Regions from separate parts of the Mus musculus genome. Here region 2 is linked to region 1. The links are chromatin loops, found by intact Hi-C in ENCODE. Cell type or tissue: left cerebral cortex. All regions are shown on one strand. Links, peaks and the distances in the headings refer to the core of each region. The heading gives the core; the rest is flanking DNA. Region 1 has its middle 66 kb from the start of Ccna1. Region 2 overlaps Gm31358 (a long non-coding RNA gene).

Region 1 (8,336 bases), core at 176-8,175:
TTTCTCATGAGAGACAAAAAGGGAGTGGATCCAGATGGGAATGGAGCTGGGAGAAACGGAGGAGTAGAGGGAGGGGAAACTGTAATCATATTATGTTGTATTAGAAACGGGGTAAAGGAAATTTAATAAAAAAGGGAGAAGGAAAAAATAGCCGGGTGGGAAGGGAAGGAGTGGATCTGGGAAGAGAGGAGAAAATATAATCAAAACTTATTGTCGAAAGCCTCCAAGAACTAATTAAACATAGATACGTGTGTGAGTGAGTGTGTGTGTGTGCGCGCGAGCGTGTGAATGTGTGTTATGTGTGTATAGAATATTCCGTGTTGTTGAAATTATGCCCTGAGCTAAGAGTGTAAAAATGAGAAGAGAAGCATCCAGAGACCTTCCCAACGCTGGGGGCTCCAGGACAGACTCTTAGGAGGCAAGTGTCTAAGCCCCACCCCCAGCAGTGACCACACCCCTCTCCTGCAGCTCTGGGGTTCTCCCCATCAAACCTGTGTGTCTACGAAGAATTGCTAACATGACTGACTCTCTACAACCTTGTTCTAAACATCACATCTGACCTCTCCCCCCCCCCCCCCATTGGGTGTTTATTCTGTGCTAAACACTGCTAGCACTTCCCACGGAGGTACGTATTGGGAATGGCAGGAGCAATGCAAAAAACACAGTCTGCATTCAGAAACCCACATCCCTTGTCCAGGGTGAACAGCTTGAAGAAACAAAAACAAAAACAAAAACAAAAACAAAAACAAAACAACGGTGTCTACCTGCTCAAGGAGGACGAAACACGGAGGACGAAGGGATGTTGATTACATGAAGATGGAAATGAGAGAGAAATAAATAGGAAAACAGAAATATTATAAGACCCCCATTTCAAAACCAGCAGGACATATCCTTTTGTCACCTGTGTGGCCATCAGGACTCAGTGACCTTGAGAAGTCACATCCATCTTTGGCTCTTCCATCTTTCTAGGATGTAGTGGATGGCCCATCTGAGAGCCCAGTTCCACATCAGATCCAATAAAGCCACCTTGTCCTTGAGTCACGGCAATGAAGCTTCTCCTTGCTGTAGGTTGCTCACTGGTTGCCACTGAGCCAGGCAGCCTCTTGCTGGCATGTTGAGCCATGCAGTCCAGGAGACAAGGCTCCAGTGGGAAGGCAGAGCAGCTGAACGTTGTTCCCAGTAGGCCCCAAGCTGCCGTAGTTCTGATTCCCACACTCCTCCTGGCAGTTCCTGTTTGAGAGATTCTATCCAATGTCAGGCTCTATGGACACTCTATCTCCATACTACTCAGGAACTAAAGAGAAAGCTCATGAATTTGAAATCTACTTACTAGGCAAATGACATATGGATTTGTAGATACACCACCAACAACAACAACAAAATTATGCAATATTTTATTGATTTATTGGGAATTTTGTACAACATATTTTGATCATATCCGTGCCCTCTAGCTCCTCCCAGGTCCACCCCTACCTCCCCACACATCCCTCAACTTCATGTGCTTAAAAAAAAAATCAACCCATCAACTCCAATTTGTCCTGCCCCGTTTGGGTATGAGGCCATTCACTGGACTATGGTCCACCTACCAGTAGTCTCATCTTCAGAAGATGTCAACCATCAACATCAGTTAGGGATGGAGGCCAATGAGCTCTTCCCCTCTTCAGGCTGGAATGTTGGCTGACCTGAGTCTGACTTCAGGTATCCTGTCATGTCCCAAAGACGCTCTTTCAATTCAGTCCTGTCCAACCTCTTGCTCTTATAATCTTTCTAACCTGCACCCCCCTCCACCCCCTGCTTCTGCAATGGTCCCTGAGCCCGGAGGTGTGACATATATATCCTCTTTGTGTTTGAGCACTGCCACTGCCACTCTCTGCATTTTGATTAGCTGTGAGTTTCTGCTGTCACCGCCATCTGCTGCACCAAGAAGCCCCTCTGAGGAGGTCTGAGAACGGCACTCTGTGGGTCCTAAGATCCCCTTTAAGGTGTGCCACCAGTGACATAGATAAATGAGCAAGATTTTGTTTGTTTGTTTGTTTGCTTGTTTGTTTTTGGCAATTGAGCCTTCATTGACCTATAAAACCCAAATCACAGGAGACCAGCCATGCAATAAGAGCATTAATAACCCAGAGCTATTAGATAAAATTTGCTTCTTTCTGAATGAAGGAAACAACTATGAATGTTTTTTTCATCCTTGGGCAAACTGCCTAGCTCCAAACATACGTGTTTTGCGAATATTCTCTGGGCAAAACTGAAAGTGTCTTCTTTACTAGAATACCAGGGTGGAATGAGCTCAGGCAAGATGGTTGCTGGACAGTGCAGCTCATTCTTACAGTCAAAGGCTACGTATGAAAAAATCCCCAAAGGCCCCATGAAGTTGGCCTGGCCAACTTCAGAGTTCCTTCTTTCCACTCAGAAACTGTGAAAATTCTTTTCCTATAAAATACAGTCCACGAGCTGCTAGTTTTTTCCTTAAGAGCCAGAGGCAGAGGCAAACAGACTTTAGCTCCATCCTCCTGACTCTACTGGTCTCCTCTGACCACAGTCCACTTCAGTTAGCCCTCCCTGGCTTGCCACTAACCTGTTTCGGGGCAGACACACTCTCCTGGTTACTGGAGATGAACATGAATTTACCATGTCTTCAGGCCAGCTGAAGCAGGTCAGTCTCAGGGGATGGTAGCCTAGCAACCATTAAATCTTCAGGCCTATTATACAGGCACCTTCTCCTTGGAGTCACCTGACCCCTTTCTTCCACAGCCTGAAAGGTCTGTGTGGTGGGGAAGCTGGAAAGGGCCTTAGTCTCAGTTTGAGTGTGTGTGTGTGTGTGTGTGTGTGTGTGTGTGTGTGTGTGTGTTAGAGCAGAAGATGGATGAAGATAGAGGTGGGGAACCTGACCACTAAATCAGCTTTACCATCTCCCAGATCAAACATACTGAAGAATCTATTGGCTGAAATTGGGCTAAGTACTGCTTCAGAAAACATCAGAAGGGCACCCTCTTCCATCTCAGCAGAAATAGCTGCTCTTAGAATTTAAACCACTCCCAAGAACATCTTCCAATGTCTACAGAACTGATCTTTACAGAGCACCTAGAAGCAGCAGTTTTCAACTTGTGGATCAAATGACCCTTCACAGAGATTGCCTACCCTATAACCTTCAGATATTTACATTACAACCATAGCAGTAGCAAAATTACAGTTATGAAGTGGTAATGAAAATAATGTTATGGTTGGGATGTCACCACAATAGAAGGAAGTATATTAAAGGGTCTCATTGGAAAGGCTGAGAACCACTGACCTGGAGTGTCCAGGCATGGTGTTGCCAATGTTATTTTATTGAAGACATCAATTGTATTCATTCTGATGCTACTGATGAGAAAGCTGATAGGCAGAGCAGCCAAGTAACCTGCTTTAAGTCACACAGCTTATAACGAGTTCTGTTTTTTTTCCAACAGCCAGTGGTGCAGGCAACAGCTTTGACCTCTGCACTCTGCCAGCTTTGCCTGTTTCAGTGGCATTAAAGGAAGCAATACGAAAGTGATCTCAGAAGCAACCATGCGGGTGATCTAAAGCGATGTTAGGGAAACTTCCTCTGTACATCACAAGCTACCGAGAAAAACATCTCCCGTTGATTTGCCACCATCCTCAGACCTGATTTTTACAGGAGTAAAAAGCCATAAATGCCCATTAAATGAATTAGTGGATGATCACATTCTAAATGAATGAGCTTTTAGATACAGTTGTGAGGTGTCTTCTCAAAACGAGCTCCCACTTCTTTTAACTCGTTTAAAGTCATTTTCCTTTATGCTCCTGGGAAAGTCAGCGTCTCCACCTAGCCACTGAGAAAAATCTCACCACCCACATGTGTGACTCTATGACTCTATCTCTCCAGTTTCCTGGGAAGAGGTGTGTGTGCTTAAAAACAAACGACCAAAGAGAAGAAAAGCAAATATTTCATTTACTGGGAATTGAGCTATGATGACAGCACTGTAGCCTCTATTGTGGTTCATAGACTTACTTGCATGGCCTATCTGTTATTTATACAGACATGCACATGAGTTTAAACACACACACTACATTATCAATAAAGTATACATAATGATCACAGACATTTGCATATGTTCATTTTAAACATCAATTAAGATACTTTGCACGAGGGGGTGTGGGTTATTAAAAATGGACATGTGGGAGGAGGATACAGAAAAAGTGAGAGAGGAGCCACCTGCTCTCTGAACTGCCCTGGTCAGCCTGACAGGAAGCAGTGCAGTCAGCCACAGCTGGAAGGGAAGCGCCTCTGGAGCAAAGCCACCGCTTCCACCAGCCAGCAGCAATGGGAACTCAGCCCAGGTTGGCAGCCAGCTCAGTCCACATCCACACTGGCAAGCGAAGCCAGGAGAGAATCAGTTAATCACTTTAACGGAATTGATGTGCTGCCTACACCTCCCCTTGGAGTCCCAGAGAAGCAGTCGAGCATCCCGGTTTTTCCTGCTTGTGGTCCGATCTGCTGTGACAGGTATAGGTGTCAGAAATTGTCAGTGCTGGATGAAGGCAGTCTGTTCTGAGTAACAGAGAACCAAACCTAATCTCTCCAGCCGCTTAGTTTTGAGGATGACGCAGAAGAACCCTGACCCCAAGGGAAGGGAGCAGATGGATGGGAAAGGACATTCCTCACCATCTGGGCAATCTATGTGTGGAAAACTGGTAGGTAACTGTAGTGACATCCTTCCCAAAGTTGCGTATGGCCAAGACCTGTAAGCATCCCAGGAGAACAATGGGAAAAACACTTAGGGAGTTCTATCATTGCTCCTCTTATAAAGGTGAATGAACGAAATGTTCAAGAAAGGTCTCCTTGTGGGTGAGCCTCACCACCCATTGAATGTTCTCTCAGACAGGCCCTGACACAGAAGCACCAGCTCTTAGGAGTAACTGAAAGTTTCCTGCTAGTAACCTTTGTTAGACCCAGTTCTACCCACAATAGTTTACATAAAAATGAAGCAACAAAGGAACCCCCGGGAGACCGTTTGCTTTGAAGCACAAATGTAAACGGTCTGGTTTCAGCACCCTCAGATTGCTTTCTGTGCAGAAAAGGGCTAAACAATCACTGCCTGGGTCACTGGCAAGGTGACATTCCTGGAATTACTCCTTAGACTGTAGGAGACGCCAGGCACAACCGCTGTTATTTGGGAGAATGTTCTTGTAAACCCTTTCTTCCTCTCTGACTGCACAGCCTTCTCTCAAGCTCATGACCACAGCTGTGTGGGCATCTCCAGATGACACGAGGGAGCTGGTCCTCCCATAGCACTTATCTGTGATCCACTGTGGTTAACTGACATTTTGTAGAGTTCTTTCCCTCTCCCTGTAGGTGAACCATCAGCTCAGGTTCCTTTCTGTACTTGTGTGTGTGTGTTTGTGGGTCTGTTTCTATATGTGTGGCAGCTGCTTGTGCACAACTGTGAACCCATGTGTGAAAGTTGGAGAACAACCTCAGAGACTTTCCTCCAGTAGCAGCTGTTTTGTCTTGAGACAAGGCCACTTAGAACTCCCTGATGCTGCTGGGCTGCCCGACTAGGAAGCCCCAGGACTCTCTTTCCAGCTCCCAAGCTCTGGCATTACGAACATGGACCATTATGCCTAACTTATTTTTTAAAATGTGAGTTCAGGATATGGAATTTAGGTCCTCCTACTCGCAAAGTGAGTACTTCATCAGCTGAGCTCTTTGCCCAACCCTATCTTATCTGTGACATCATTTCTCATCTGGACCTTTAGCTTGCTAAGTAAGTCTTTGCTCACTAGTAGCAATGAGAGACTATAGCCACAGAAATCCTTCTGTTTCCTCTACTACATACAAGTTGTAGAAGAGTTGAAGCATAATCCTGCCCCATATAAGACAGACCAGGAGCAAGAAAAGCAACCAGCTCATGACAGGCATGACACAGAAGACTTGCTTTTAACTTCCCCAGGGTTGTTCACTGTTTGGGTGCCACAAAAAATTGATAAGCTGTTCCCTAATTATTTATTTAATCATCTATCTATCTATCTATCTATCTATCTATCTATCTATCTCTTTACCCTTGTGACTCTCTAGCCACCTGTCCTGGAAAAATTATCTCCTGATTAAAAATTTCTTTGCTGATTCATGAAGTAGAAATAAAAGTAGTATGGAACCTGTAGCCTTTGTGCGCATGTGCACACGTGCATCTCTGTGTGTGTGTGTGTTTCCAAGTGGTTTATGCTGTTTATTGACTTAAAATTATTCCATAAGTCAATGTGATCATTCTTCAATATATCTAATGATTTTGAATCCAAGGAAAGATGTCCCTCCCAAATCTGAGACCTGGTGAGATTCTTCCATGTAAAGGGGAACCTGAGAATCCTCGGAGAATCTCGTTAAGCCATGCAGTCATCCATCTCCTACTGCTCAGAAGGACACAGTAAGTACCAGCCACTGTAGCCCCATATGCTATGTTACCTAGGGAGTAGGCTACCATTTTCTTGAACCTCTGAGCTTGGGACCCTGAGAGTGCCACAGGAGAGGAGGCCTCCATGTAAGCAAGTAAGACTGCAGAAAGCTGCTTGTACCCATGTCTCCATGTCAGGTGAACAAGGAGATAATAAACTTCCGTGCCGCTGACTTTTTCTAAGTGGCAGGGCTTGAGAACCTCAAAGATCTTTCCCCAGAGACACTCGGATCACTTTCCATCGCACGATACCAGGCTGTTCCTGGATGCTCCGTAAGTGAGTAACAAGTTCTGAATCCAAAACTCATTTTTACAAAGTCACCACTGAAAAATTCAGAAGAGCATCTTACCCTGCATAAATCCAGCCAGGAGCTTCTTTGGAGCAAAACTGATTGACAGCCAAGTGTTGTCTGATTTGGTAGAGTGTCTGGGTCCTTTATACTAAAGCTTGCATTTTCAAAAACATGAGCTTGTTTTTCTCAAAATGGAGACATTTTAATGCTAAATACATACGTAGATGAAATAAATGAAAAGGCAAGATATTTTTGGTAAGACTTTAGCAAGGGGGAGTTGCCTCTGGATGTCTCATAAGTAGTGGTAACTTTGCTGCATATTTTTCTGGATTTTTTCTACCCATTGATAGAACTCTAAACATGCATTTTCTTTGATGCCTCAAACTATTCAGCAAGAGCATGCTCACTAAATGCCCAACCAGTTTAAATGTAATCAGATTTGCTGTGTACAAATTTGTTGAAGGGTGTACATTCCTTCAACTAATGGTCAGGTACTTTAAAAAAAATACTGAGTTTTGCTGCTCTTTCCTGCTCTGTTCTGTTCTCTCTTCTGTTTGTTTTCCCCTCCCCCACTAGAATAGAATCCAGTTGTATGGCAGAAGTAGTCTCACTTAACATCCCTGGAAAGAAGACAGGCTCCTGGCCTAATATATTCTTTGGCTCTGTGCATGTTATTGTCTCCATCTCACAGTAATGCCACTGTCCCTCAAGGATGGGCTTCTTTGTTGGATTGGCCAAGGCCCGTGTGATGGTTATTCTTTGGTTGTCACTTTGACTACATCTGGAATTATTTAAAATCCCCAAATGGAGGGTACACCTATAAGGGATTTTTGCTTAATTTAAAATAGGAGGAGCCACTTCTGTATCTTTGAGGTAGGAAGACACACCTTTAATCTTGATCCAAATGGAGGGTACACCTATAAGGGATTTTTGCTTAATTTAAAATAGGAGGAGCCACTTCTGTATCTTTGAGGTAGGAAGACACACCTTTAATCTTGATCCTTTGAGCTGGGAAAAACCCCACCTCTAATCTGAGTCACACCTTCTGCTGGAAGTCTATCTTGGGATATGGAAGATGGAAGCTTTTCATCTTTCCCTGCTTGCTCTCCCCTAGATAGCAAGTCAATTCTCTCACCGGCATTAGAGCCTACTTTGGGATTCCAGAGTCTACTGCAGACCAGTTCAGACCTCCAGACTCACAAACTGAGCAACTGCTGGATTCTTGGACTTTCCATTCATAGCCAGCCATTGTTGTATTAGCCTGTATGCCATTATAATGAACCCCTATTCTATATAAATATAGGAGATTCATTCTATAAGTTCTGTTACTCTAGAGAACCCTGACTAATACAACTTTGAAGGATGCCACTGACAAAGCAGAGTCTTCTTGACTTTAGCCAGCTGCACCCCTCTGAGACTGCATGCTCCCTTGTATCCAGCCAAAACTCCACTGCGGGGACATGTTGCCTGCCATGCAGCCAGACTAGCAGATCCACCAGCCATCAGCTGTGTATTCATGGCTCACAGATGTGCACAGACATAGATTGGCAACACTCCTGGTTTTGCTTCATGCAGGTTTATCTCCTTCTTG
Region 2 (8,336 bases), core at 21-8,020, 69 kb before region 1:
CCTGGGCTTGTTTAGATGCTTTGGGGAGAAGAGAAGCTTGGTTTCTTTGGTGTCTTGGGTTCTTTTTTATTCAAAGACCCAGTTGGCTCCCTGGTCTATATGATCTGAAGCACTGAGCTCTGGGACATGTTGGTTACTTTTTGTTGATGGATTTTCACCCGGAGGACCGCCCCCCCCCCCCATTTTTTGGCTTAAAAGTGAACCAACAAAGCACTGGGCTGCCTAAATCTTCGTGACAGCTCGTTGTTCACCAGTGCCTAGCTCCTGGATTACACTGTTTCTGTCCACGTTTATTGGTTTTCCAGGTAGAGACAGGCATGGGGCCTAACTCTGAGACACCGTTGTGATAAAAGCTATGCTGTCTCTGTTCTGCTTGTCCTGGGCATGTGAGTCTTTTCTATGTGGATATGCGTGTGCCTCACTTAAGATGAGGGGGAGGGGGACGTGTGGTGGAACTGAACATGGAGCTCAGATGGTGGAGCACTCGAACAGCTAGAGACTTTGGAGTCCACTCCCAGCACCACATAAACTCAGCATGGTGGCACTTACTTGTACTCCCAACACTTTAAAGGTGGAGACAGAGTTCAAGGCCATCTTTAGCTATGGAGCCAGGACCAAGGTAGCCTTGTCTGAGACTCCATCTCATTTAAAATAAAATAAAAATGTAGGGGGAGCTGAATGAGCTGTATTGTCAAGAGAGCAAGTTCAAAGACGCTTCTCTCCAAACATTTGTACTCCAGAGCTCACCTACTTTTTGTTTGCTTGATTTTGAGATAAGGGCTCACTCTATGACCTAGGCTGGTCTTTGACCCACTGTGTAGCCCAAGCCCATCTCACAATGATGGTCTTTCTGATTTAGCATCCCAAGTGCCTGGTTGGTAAACCTCAACCATTTGCTCATTGCCACTTCTATGAATTCAGTTACATCATCTACTGACCGCTATGCTTGTTGCTTTCTTTGTCATTGTGACACAGACCAGAGTAACCCAAAGAAAGGAGCCTCTATTGAGAAAGTGCCTCCATCAGATCTGCCTATGTGCAAGTCTATGGGGACAGTTTCTTGCTCCGTTATTGATGTGAGAGGACCCAGCCCACTGTGGGCAGCATTAACCCTGATTAGGTGACCCTTGGCTGTCTAAAAAGGCAGGTTGAGCAAGCCCTCAGGAGCAAGCCAATAACCAATGCTCCCTCCTGGTTTCTGCTTCAGTTTTGGCCTCCAGGGTCTTGTTTGAGTTCCTACCCCAACTTTCCTTCAGGATGGACTGTAACCTATAAGTCAACCCCCTTTCTCCCCAGGTTTTGCAAAGCAGACTCAAACAGTCCCCTGCTCGCTAACTGTTCAGTAAATTCTATCTTGCATCTTCACCTCTCTTCCTCCTGAGCAGCAATATCCATTACATTAGGTTGGAATATAGAGAAATGTTTTACCATCTAAAGACAAATCCTCTACGCCATCAGAAATCTTGTCGTGAGACAGCTGCCTTTTCTTACACAGCACTTGGGAAACTCTCAGGATTCAAAGAGGAGAGTTAAAGCTGTCAGCCTTCAGGATAGTTGTCCTCAAACATCTCTGTATCTAAGATCTCTAGCCACAGCTTCATAGTCTTCTTCCACGTTCCATGTATTTCTAGTTCAGAGTCTCCATTGAGAACCCTGCAGAGGACCCGTGAGTTTCAGAGAGAGAAGGAAGAGGATTGTTGTCCTCTTGGCGCTTTCTGTTTAGATTGGCATAAGCTGGTTTCTTTTCTCTATTTTACCTTTGGTGGCAAGGTAGGGCACTTTCCTTGGTTTTCTTTGATGCCCATTTTATAAGGCTTTCATCTACACACCCCAAACTATGTTAGTATTATAGTTTCCTGAGGCTTGTATAACAAGTGGTCACTTAAGAAGTGACAAGATGGCTTAAAATGGGAAACATCAAAATGTCACCTGGTCCCTTGTGGAAGCCCAAAGAGAGTTGCTGCATGCCTTTCTCCTAGATCCTGGCTCCCTTTGTGGCCCTCAGCCTGTAGGCAAATGGATCATCCCAGTCTCCAGCCATCTTCATCTTCTCTCTGTTTCTTTTTCTCTTCTCTTAGGAGGAGGACTGTATTAGCTCAGAGTTTCTCTCCAAAATAGCAAGACAGTGTTTTAAATTCTTAACTAGAACTTCAGACATCCCCCAAGTACACATTCATAGGTTCTAGATGTACATATACTTTGGAGCAACATCACTCAGTCTTTATAGATGGTTAATGATTGACTAAGCTCTTTGCTTTGGGGCTAGGACATTTGACATCAGGTAGACTCTCATGATGTTAGGTCATTAGGTCATTATCAGAGTCAATTTACTAACACTACCCAAGGGGAACAGGGGATTCTCTATGGTCTAGAGAACACATGTTAGTGTATTTCAGGGCCTTTGTATATTTAACAATTGTGTATAACTCTTCCTTACCCCCTTTCTTTGACTTAAAATTGATTAATAATTATACCTCCTAATTTAAATGATATAAAACATCTGTAGTGAAGGTAGTGAAAACTGAATAGTTGGGTGATATGTTAATCAATGTTCTTCTTTTAATTCATGACAAATACCTAGGAAATGTTAAACATCCAGTTTACTTACAGGGACTGCCTTCAGATGATGACAAGGTAGCACCAGAAGGAGATTTGCCAGCAGTCTCAGGAGACATGGCTTCTGGGAAAGCTAACCCCTTCACTAGAGACATAGCTTCTGTGAAAGCTAACCCCTTCACCCAATTCAGTCTTATCAAGGGAGAAGTGGGTGTAGAAAATATGTGGAACTTAGAATAACAGAGAATCATGAAATCCCGACACTGACACTTACAATGCGTGTGCTGGTGATACAACTCAACTATATAAACTCTTGGAGCCTTGATCTAGCAAGTGAATAGAATGGCGTCTGCTTTATGAAATTGTTGCCAAAAATGTTAAGGCACACATGTGCAAAGTGGTACCAGTGTAAGTTTGCTAGAGGTCAGAATATAGTGCACGTTTACAAATATTACCTCAGGCTGGAGAAACGATTCAGTGGCTAAGAGCACTGTGTCATCACAGAAGACCTGGGTTCAGTTCCCTGCACCTATACCTGTAATTCTAGGGCATTTGATACCCTCTCTTCTGGCCTCTGTGAGGACTGCACACATGTAGTATACATACATACATGCAGACAAAACACTCATACACATAAAATAAAAGCTTTGAAAATTTCATTTTTTTCTTCCTTGCTACCATTAAAGCAACATTCAAAGGTCCTCTGTCCATTCACTAATATTCCCCTCGATTGTGGGCATCTTACATCTCCTGCAGCTCTCCAACTCTGTCCCCCTTTTCTGTACCTCCCCATCCCTACCTTCTCTCTCTGGATCCCACCTTTCAGTCTTCAAGTAATCTTCTCATTTCACCTGCCACAATTTTAAAAATTGGTGCTCTCTGAAAGTGTCTGAGAAAATAACTCTAAGAAAATTATAGATCATAACAATTTTACGATGTGTCAATATGCTTTTGTTGTTGTTGCTTATATCATGATGTTCTACAAAGCATGGAAAATTTTATGGCATCTGATGTTACAGACAAATTGCTGGTCTAAAGTTTTACTAAATCTAAGAGGTATTTTGGGAGCATCTGCTATGTTCCAGGAATTAAGGACATAAGATCCAAAGAGACAAACACATGCCCTAAAATGCTTATCCTTTGGCCAAAAAGACAGACATGCCATATACACATGATTTGAATGCCATGCTTTTATGTATGTTTCACAGTATATGTGAAAGAAACCCCTGAACAATGTTGGTTGTGATAGTTTTGGCCAACCAAGATGGCCTCCATATCCATGGACCCCTATAAATGAGCAACCATGTTCTGTTTCCTGAGCAAGTCAGCTGGCTTGGGCGGGACATGTGACAGAAGGACAGCTACATCAGAGTTACTGTAATTGACATCTGGGTTATTTTTTTTGGGGGGGGAGCTTGCCCTCCTACTACAATCCCACTGCTTGAGACTCAGTGCCAAGTGGAACCCAGTTCTCACTGATGAAGATTAGGAGACCATGCACTCTTTCTCCTTCTCACCACATAAGAGCTGGGCTGAGAGCTCATGGCTTAGATTTTGCCAAGAGTTGGGTGGTGGTGGTGCAGGGGCTGCTAGGAAAAGCTCCCTCTGGTGGTAGTTACACCAGAATAGGAGTCCTGCACCCACAGGGGGAAGTGATGGTTAGTGACATGTGATTCTCCTGTCCAGAGAAGGGTTCCAAGTCACAGCTCCCACGGTTGTCATGGCAGGAGACTCCCCTCTCTGCCGATTCTCACGTGTAATTCTGGCTTCTTGTTTCTATTCATTTGTTGACATCTCTGATCATTAAAACAAACTAGGCAAGTTGATTTCTATTGCTATAACCGACAATACTTTTGGCTAAAGCCAGGTTTTAATTGTATAACAAGAAAGGCAATTAATTGATTTACGTGATTTCTCTTCTTAGAGCATTGGAGTTAGAAATGTTAGAATTTGCTCATTAGCATCTAAGAGAGATGTAACAAAATCATACACTGAGGCTCTAGGACAGCACATGCTCTGTGAAGGCTGAAATTCTAAGTAAGTAGAAGTTACAAACGAGAAAATCGCCAGGCCTTTAATTCCCCTGTACTTAGGAGGCAGAGGCAGGAGGATCTCAGCGAGTTTGAGGCCAGCCTGGTGTACATAGGGGCAGCCAGGAAAACAGAATGAGACCCTATCTCAAAAAGAAAAGAAAAGTTCGAGTTAGCAAAGATCAAAATCCATGCTGAGGACAAAAATGGAAAAGGATAAATACCTGAGAGCAGCGGGCAGGCAGAGACCAGAGCATCGTGAGGGTAAGCGAATGAATGAGTCACCCTCTTCCAGGCCTCCCAGCTGAAGCTTGCTAGATCTTCCTGGAAGCCTTCAGGAACAGCTCACTGTTTTCCTATTAGTGAACGATGTTGCAATTTTAGGATGATGAGTAACTCTGAGTATTTGTGAGTTTTCATTTGCCTTTCTTTGGACCCATGTCTTCCACAACTCCACAATTATTTGAGGCAGTTAGGGAATGTTCTGTCTTATACAGACCATCGCAAAAGCTTCAGTGGTGTGACTAGGACTCCACAAATGGCTGTCTGGAGTCGATGATGTGCCTCCCAGGTTGTTATGCGTTCAGGACTCCCCAGCATTAGAGCCTGCCTCTGAGGTGAACAACCAGCATTTCATAGGAGACCCCTCCTAAGTAGTGCATTATTCCACCAACAACCAGAGTTTCACAGGAGACCCCTCCTAAATGGTGCACGATTCCACCAAGGGCAAGAAGAGACATGGTGTTTTTCCTCAGCACTGATCATTAGCAACAGAGACGTGAAGAGCTGGAGCTTAAATGTGAACTCACGTATGGCTGTTACTTGGGGAATGAGATGGTTAGATGACAGGGAAATTGGACAAAGAGTAGGGAAATATTCAGGATAGACAGTAGTAAAAAAAAAATGACAGCAGTCTACCAGCATGACCTACGGAATGATGCTACAGGAGGGAGCCCAATGTGAGGAGTGTCGGGGGGCTGGGAAGCCAAGATGTTAGCCATGGCAGGTGGTAGACCCCAATGTCAACCCCCTCCCTTCCCAGGCAGTGTGTCTGAGCATGTACCACTTCATGCTCCAGCTCTTGCAGGTTTTGCTAGGCTCCAAGTAGGCAGAGGCCAGTCTACTAGGAGACCCTGCTTAGTTAGTCCAGCCATAACTGTGGTTTGGGGTCACCTACAGGAGCTTGTGACCTCCATTTTTTATTTTCCAGAACAGTGCCTTCTCCTGGTTTATGAAAAAGAAAACATCTGTGTATCCTAGCCTGTGACCTGTAGACGTTCAGAGAGAAAGTGATTCTATTAATGGGGCTTCAAGTAGGAAGTATCTCCTGGCTGAAGGTAGGGAAGATGCATTGAAACATAATTATTGAAAGATGCTAAGCCACCCCCCAAGGAGCTCTGTTCGTTTGTCAAAAGCATACACTGGGCTTGTTCTCTCTCTCTCTCTCTCTCTCTCTCTCTCTCTCTCTCTCCTGATAATAGTGAGTAGAATTGTCCTTGGAACACCACTGAGTCACACTAGGGTGCAGATGAGAGAAAAATACTGACATATAAATGTGGATATAGGCCGGGCGTGGTGGCGCATGCCTTTAATCCCAGCACTTGGGAGGCAGAGGCAGGCGGATTTCTGAGTTCCAGGCCAGCCTGGTCTACAAAGTGAGTTCCAGGACAGCCAGGGCTACACAGAGAAACCCTGTCTCAAAAACCAAAAACATAAATAAATAAATAAATAAATAAATAACCCTGTCTCAAAAAAACAAAAACATAAATAAATAAATAAATATGGATATAACTCATAAAGGGATCGTCTTAGTGATACGTGTGTGGCTGCACACAGTACTTAGGTTGTAAATCATGAGCAACATTAAGCATGGGTGGGGACTTGAATGCATCCTTCTCATCTCTGTGTTGTGACTGGATGACCTGAGTCCATGGCAACCTTGGAAATGATGTCTGAGGTGCATATGTATCATTTAAATTGCTCTATTGGAGCCTCACAGGCTGTAATGTGCTATTTGGGGGCTCTTCAAAGATAGGTTTTCCTTGACGTGGTTTTACCATTTCCTCATAGAGAAATGGCATAGGGATGGAAAGAACCTTGAAAACGTTAGCAGGAAATTTGTGGTGTAGTGGGATAGAAGTAGAAGGACTTGAGATAGTGTTTGTATGCTTGAGATGGTTTGTGTATGCTTGGCCAGAGAGTGGCACTATTAGAAGGTGTGGCCCTGTTGGAGTGGGTGTGGCCTTGTTGGAGTAGGTGTGGCCCTGTTGGAGTAGGTGTGGCCTTGTTGGAGTGGGTGTGGCCCTGTTGGAGTAGGTGTGGCCCTGTTGGAGTGGGTGTGGCCTTGTTGGAGTAGGTGTGGCCCTGTTGGAGTAGGTGTGGCCTTGTTGGAGTAGGTGTATCACTGTGGGTGTGGGCTTTAAGAGCCTCATCCTAGCTGCCTGGAAGTTAGTATTCTGCCAGCAGCCTTCAGATGAAGGTGTAGAACTCTCAGCTCCTCCTGTACCATGTCTGCCTAAATGCTGCCCTGCTCCTACCTTGATGATAATGGACTGAACCTCTGAGCCTGTAAGGCAGTCCTAATTAAAGGTTGTCCGTATTAGAGTTGCCTTGGTCATGGTGTTTGTTCACAACAGTAAAACCCTAACTAAGACAGTTAGTGAAGTTGAAATCCTTTCAAAACTCTTGACTTTGAGGGTTCCCATTGTCTGGCAATAGCTTTGTTATTGGTTCTTCAGCTAATTCCTCAGACAATCCTGGGGTGGGGGTGGGGGGAATCTATATTACCTGAGAGATGTCAGCCTGAAAAAATGCTTTTTAAAAGAGTACAAAAATTATAATTATACAAGGGTTGATCATCTCTGGGAGAGAAGTGAGAAGTTTCCACGCCAGGCACAGTTGTTGCACACTTGGCCTTGCTTCATAGCCTTGCACACGTGAGACATGTGTGTGGCCTTGACTATCCCACGGAGCCTGGTGTGCTCCATAGACACTCATCAGCCTTGGGGTTTACACATCTCAGCCAAGGTTCTCTGGTGCGGAGAAGAAGAAAATGCCTCAATCCTGATTTTTTTCACGAGATTCCGCATTAGTGGAGAATTGTATGAGTACCCAGCGGACCCACAGTTGAGCAATGAACCATTTTTTTTTCCATGTTTCAGACATGTTCTTCAAAAGAGGTCAAGGAAGTTCTCTGCAAGCTCTGTGTAGTTAAATGTCTGTGGAACCAATGCATTTAAGCATGGCCAGCCAGCCAGGTGTGGTGGTGCACACCTATAATCCCAGCACTTAGGAGGCTGAAGCAGGAAGATCTCTTTGAGTTCCAGGATAGCCTTATCTGCATGGTGAGTAGCCAAGGATATGGAGAGAGACCTTGTCTTTTAAAGACATAAAAACAACAAAACAGACAGAGAGTGTGGCCAGTCATACAACCCTCTTCATTCAAGTCTCAACCTGCAGCTCACTCTGGGAGTGCTTTGCAATCTAAATACATTCATTTATTCAGTAATAACACCTCCCATATATCAGGAACTGCTTAGGAAACAGGTAATGAACAAGACAAGCTTCTGCCAGAGTGACCTTCAAATCTGTGTGAAAATGCCACCCATTTTCTTCTTCTTCTTTTTTAAAAAAAGATTTATTTATTTTATGAGGATACTGTAGCTGTACAGATGGTTGTGAGCCATCATGTGGTTGTTGGGAATTGAACTCAGGACCTCTGCTTTCTCCGACTCAAATATTTGTTTATTA

Evidence for each region. A loop is a pair of places that touch in the nucleus more often than their neighbours do. Peaks named below come from ENCODE experiments on the same cell type or tissue, not always from the same donor. Only the 100,000 strongest peaks of a DNase experiment are listed, where the experiment ranks them.
Region 2: a loop joins it to region 1, with 1.8 times the contacts of the local background. A loop is called at or near these places in 1 of 42 quality-filtered maps.

What each region holds. Positions count from the first base shown.
Region 1 is chr3:54,985,220-54,993,555 of GRCm38, forward strand. No RefSeq gene overlaps it. Among named protein-coding and RNA genes, the nearest start is that of Ccna1, 66 kb to the right of the region's middle. In left cerebral cortex, for the core only: no CTCF peak of the experiment used is centred there; DNase peaks (open chromatin) are centred at 3,842, 4,349, 6,838 and 7,814.
Region 2 is chr3:54,916,456-54,924,791 of GRCm38, forward strand. Gm31358 (a long non-coding RNA gene) reads left to right here. Exons shown (of 4, transcript XR_375676.2): 2 at 5,797-5,923. Among named protein-coding and RNA genes, the nearest start is that of Gm31358, 4.6 kb to the left of the region's middle. In left cerebral cortex, for the core only: a CTCF peak has its summit at 4,170 (motif pointing left); a DNase peak (open chromatin) is centred at 4,159; H3K4me3 peaks cover 59 bases; H3K27ac peaks cover 23 bases.